Regions from separate parts of the Homo sapiens genome. Here region 2 is linked to region 1. A link is an interaction called in ENCODE POLR2A ChIA-PET data of the cell type or tissue named here. Cell type or tissue: Panc1. All regions are shown on one strand.

The links. Peaks named below come from ENCODE experiments on the same cell type or tissue, not always from the same donor. Only the 100,000 strongest peaks of a DNase experiment are listed, where the experiment ranks them.
Region 2: POLR2A ChIA-PET joins it to region 1 with 14 read pairs; 6 of 35 experiments call an interaction of 5 or more read pairs at or near these places.

What each region holds. Positions count from the first base shown.
Region 1 is chr2:69,647,979-69,650,478 of GRCh38, forward strand. It overlaps a transcript of ANXA4 not described here. Among named protein-coding and RNA genes, the nearest start is that of AAK1, 5.5 kb to the left of the region's middle. In Panc1, no CTCF peak of the experiment used is centred here; no DNase peak of the experiment used is centred here; H3K27ac peaks cover 949 bases.
Region 2 is chr2:69,513,605-69,516,104 of GRCh38, forward strand. It overlaps AAK1 (AP2 associated kinase 1), which reads right to left. Exons shown (of 22, transcript NM_014911.5): 13 at 867-1,145. Among named protein-coding and RNA genes, the nearest start is that of SNORA36C, 5.3 kb to the right of the region's middle. In Panc1, no CTCF peak of the experiment used is centred here; no DNase peak of the experiment used is centred here.

The DNA.
Region 1 (2,500 bases):
GTAGCAGATGAACATGTATGGTTTGTTAAGTTTGAAGGAAATGATTTGACCTGTGGTACACCTAAATCATGTTACCATAAACCCAGTGTGCTGTATCTTTGAGGAAATCAAAGGAAAGGGGACCACCATTAATTAAAATCCTTAACTGAGTCAAGCACTATGTTGGGTATTTAATCATACCATTTAACCCTCACAATACATCTATGAAGTGTGCATTACTTTTATTGGTGTGGAAACAGAGGCTGAGCAGGATTAGAGTCTGTCAACTATTTCTACAAAACATCTTAAAAAGGGCAGAGCCAAGACTGACCTCAAAACCCACATCATTTTCATTACACCATATGGGCTTTCTATGTTGCCGTCTTTTAGCGAAGTGGAACTTGTTAGAAATGCAAATTTTGGGGCCCCATCCAGACCTACTGAGTAAGAGGGAGGGGCAGAGGCAGCAGTTTCTGTTCACAAACCTTTCAGGTAATTCTAATACACATTCAAGTTTGAGAACCACTGTTTAGCAGAAGCGAACTTGTAAGAACCATGTCCTTTTTAAAAAAATGACAGTTCTTGCCCAGGCATGCTGGCTCATGCCCGTAATCCCAACACTTTGGGAGGCCGAGGCAGGTGGATCACTTGAGGTCAGGACTTCAAGACCAGCCTGGCCAACATGGTGAAACCCCGTCTCTATTAAAAATACAAAAATTAGCCGGGCATGGTGGCATGCACCTGTAATACCAGCTCGGGAGGCTGAGGCATGAGAATCACTTTAACCCAGGAGGCGGAGCTTGCAGTGAGCCGAGAGTGCACCACTGCACTCCATCTGGGGAGACAGAGTAAGACTCAGTCTCAAAAAAAAAAAAAAAAAAAAAAGACGTTTCTTGATTTTTTTAATTTTTAATTTTCTTTCTTTCTTTTCTTTTTTTTTTTTTTTGAGATGGAGTTTTGCTCTGTTACCCAGGCTGGAGTGCAATGGCACAATCTTGGCTCACCGCAACCTCCGCCTCCCAGGTTCAAGCGATTCTCCTGCCTCAGCCTTCCTGAGTAGCAGGGATTACAGGCATGTGCCACCACGCCTAGCTAATTTTGCATTTTTAGTAGAGATGGGGTTTCTCCATGTTGGTCAGGCTGGTCTCGAGCTCTCAACCTCAGGTGATCTGCCCACCTCAGCCTCCCAAAGTGCTGGGATTACAGGTGTGAGCCACCGCGCCCAGCCTAATTTTCTCTTTTAAACTGAGCCTTGTCTTCTTATTTTCCAGTTGATTTTGGTTTTGGATTTTGTTTAAGAAAGTAATTATGTGCTCATTGAAGAAAGTAGATAGAAGAAAATAAAAATCAGCTATAATTCTACCACTCAGCGATAATTGCTATTGACATTTTGATCAATTTCCTTTTAGCATGTTTCCATATATAAGTACCTTTTTTACTATATTAGATCACATTATATATTTATATTTTATTTTTTTCATTCCATAGTTTCCTATTTCATTGTATATTCTCTAAAAATATTCTTTTAGTAGTTGCTTAGTAATCAGTGCTTTACTGTCAAATGTTTTATTTTTAAATGTTACTTTTTATATGATTAGAATGAATATTCTCTTGTATTCTCTTGTGTGCTTCTTTGATTTTCTTTCTTTTTTTTTTTTTTTTTTTTTTTTTTAAGACAGTGTCTCGCCCTACCGCCCAGGCTGGAGTGCAGTGGCACAACCTCAGCTCACTGCAGCCTCGACCTCCTGGGCTCAAGCAATCCTCTCACCTTAGCCTTCTGAGTAGCTGGAACTACAGGCTCACACCACCACGTCTGGCTTTTTATTTTTTTATTTTTTTATTTTTGTAGAGACAGGGTTTCACCATGTTGCCGAGGCTGGTCTTGGACTCCTGAACTCAAGCAATCCACCCGCATCAGCCTCCCAAACTGCTGGGATTAAAGGTGTGAGCCACTGTGCCTGGCCTGATTTTTTTTTTTTTTTTTTTTTTTTTTTTTGAGACGGAGTCTCACTCTGTCTTCCATGCCGGAGTGTAATGGCACAATCTCGGCTGACTGCAGCCACCACCTCCCGGGTTCAAGAGATTCTCCCACCTCAGCCTCTTGAATAGCTGGGATTACAAGCACCCGCCATCATGCCCGGCTAATTTTTGTATTTTTTGTAGACACAGGGTTTCACCATGTTGGCCAGGCTGGTCTTGAACTCCTGACCTCAGGTGATCCACTCACCTCAGCCTCCCAAAGTGCTGGGATTACAGGCATGAGCCACCGTGCTTGGCCCCATGATTTTCTTTCTAAGGCTACGTTGTTATAAATGGAATAATTAGGTCAAAAGGTATGAATGTTTTTACAGCTAGAGAGCCAAAGTACCCTCCAGGAGATTGATATTGATTTGTTCTCCATTCACTGATCCAGTAAACAAATATTTATTAAGCACCATGTGCTAGACTTTAGAAAGTTTATTACAATAAACAAAATAGTTACACTCCTTGCCTTCAAGGAGCTTTTGGTGGTTTTTGTATC
Region 2 (2,500 bases), 130 kb before region 1:
GAGGCCACTGTGCCCAGCAGAAAGATGGCTTCTTACTTTTCCTTTGTTCCTCTAGTAGTTAGACTTCCCTGGGAGTAACAGGGTAGCTGTGACACTCTACCAGCTGGGTATGCAAAATGTCTTTTTCTAACACCATAACATTTTCTATCACTATCACTCAGAAAAATAAGAGTACAGAAAAAAATCCACTTATCACAGGCCAAAGCATGATGTGCCCGTGTGTGTTGAAACTGTAGAGGACAATCAGACGAGGGGTTCTGATGCCATACTCAGCCAATATCTAAAAGTGGACATGCCCAATTTCTAAATTGATAAGATGGCTCAAATGACTGGATACTCAGATGCTCTGGTACCCAGGGGGATTACACCAGGGTGAATGGTCTCAGGTAAGCAGGCCCTTGACGGGAGCTGCATGGTAAACTTAAATAATGTGATTAGTAATGTCATCCAAGACAAAGAATAAACACAACATGGAGGACCCAGGGCCTGGAAAGGGCACAATGGATCAAACTGCCCCTTGAAGAAGAGAAAGGGATTAGCTTTAATCCTGCCTAGGTCCTTGACTGTTCAAAGTGACACAGACAGAGATGATGAACAGATCTTCCTGCTAGCCTAGTTTCAGAGTGATAAAAATTAAGAAGGCTCTTCATCAGTAGCCTAGAATCCTTTTTTAAAAAAACCTCTATCTTCTATAGAACATCCATACTATTCTTGGATATATCAAGGAAAGATCAAATAATTGAACCACCCAGGTGGGAAAGCAACCTGGACCCTCATCAGCTGCTGCCATCTTTCCCACCCTTCCCCTAGCTCTCGCTGCACATTCCTCTGCTGCTTTTGTGCTCTGAGCTCTGGTTGATTCTTACCGCTGGCTCCTGGGCAGGGGCTGGCTGTGGGGCTGCAGCTGGCTGTGGCTGGGGCTGCTGTCCTGCTGCCATAGTGGGCTTTTGCTGCAAGGCAGCCTGCTGAGTCATCAGCTGTTGTTGATGCAGGGCTGTGGCCAGCTGTTGCTGTTGCTGTTGTTGTTGCTGCTGCTGCTGCTGCTGGTAGAAATTCTGCATTAGCTGCTGTTGAGAGCCTCCTTGGGACACCACAGGGAACTGAGCAATTGCTGGTTTCTGGGTTGCTGGATGTACTGCCTGAAACTGAGCAAGAAATGAGGAGATGAATAAGGGCCTGTCCCAGAATAATAGTCACAAAAGACAAATGTCTCAAAAACAATGAAGACCAGTGCTAAAGCCAAAGGCAAGGGCAAGTAGAAAAGTCTTGAGGCTAGGCCTAAAATCTCATGATAGAGACCTCAGGGAATTAAAATACAACACAGCAGCAGTCCCTTACACTGCTAGGCTCCATCCATTGCACCAGGCTGCCTCCTGCACTACAGACTGGCCTTCCAAGTGGGTTTCTGGGCCTTGCCTAAGGGAAGCTATCTGACTAAACATCATGTGACTCCATAAGCTAGAGTATAGCAGGAGCTAATAAACGATCTCCTAATCATAGAGGTAATCCTTCTTATAAAGGGATTTGAAGTAGCCAAGATTAAAATGCTTCCCTACCTGAACAGGATGAAGCAATGATGACACTGAAAAGAATAACCTAAATGTTAACTCAACTATTAAGACTCATCTCAAGTCTTACTAAAAATTATTTCCCAAGAGCTCCATTTTTATTAAACTTCCTTAAACATTCAAAATAGCCAGTGTGCTCTATGACGCTTCCTTTTGTTTGTTTGTTTGAGATAGTGTCTTGCTGTGTTGCCCAGGCTGGGATGTAGTGGTGCAAGCAATCTCGGCTCACTGCACCCTTGACCTCCTGGGCTCAAGTGATCATTCCACCTCAGCCTCCTAAGTACCTGGTATCACAGGTGCACACTACCATGCCTGGCTAATTTTTTTTCTTATTTTTTGTAGAGACACAGTCTCACAATGTTGCCCAGGCTGTCTCGACCTCCTGGGCTCAAGCAATCCTCCCGCTTCGGCCTCTGAAGATGCTGAGATTACAAGCATGAGCCACTGTATCTGGCCCACACTTCTTATATGTCTCTCTAATCCCCACTGTTAGGGGCTATGTGCTACATACACAAACAGAGCTCAAAATAAGGGCCTGCTGATGAACTAAGGTCAACACTGTATCTTTGAACATCCCGTATACTTTACGTAGTTATTAGAGTCAATTGGGAGGATACTGTTTGTCTACTGGGGCAAAGTTAAAGGGTTAACAAATTAGAAGATGTCAAAAAAAAAAAATAGCTGCCTACTTATAACAGCAAAATACTGGAAACAACCCAAATGTCTATCAACAGGAGACTGGCTGATTAAATATTTATGATAGATATATCCTGAAGGAAATATCTAATAGAATACTCTCAAGTTGTAAATAAGAATGAGCAATACCACTATATATGGGTTGGTGGGGATGGACTTTTGCAGATTTAACTCTGAAACTATGTAAATGTTTCACATATCCACAAAACAGAATTAAACTAAAATTTAAAAAGCAA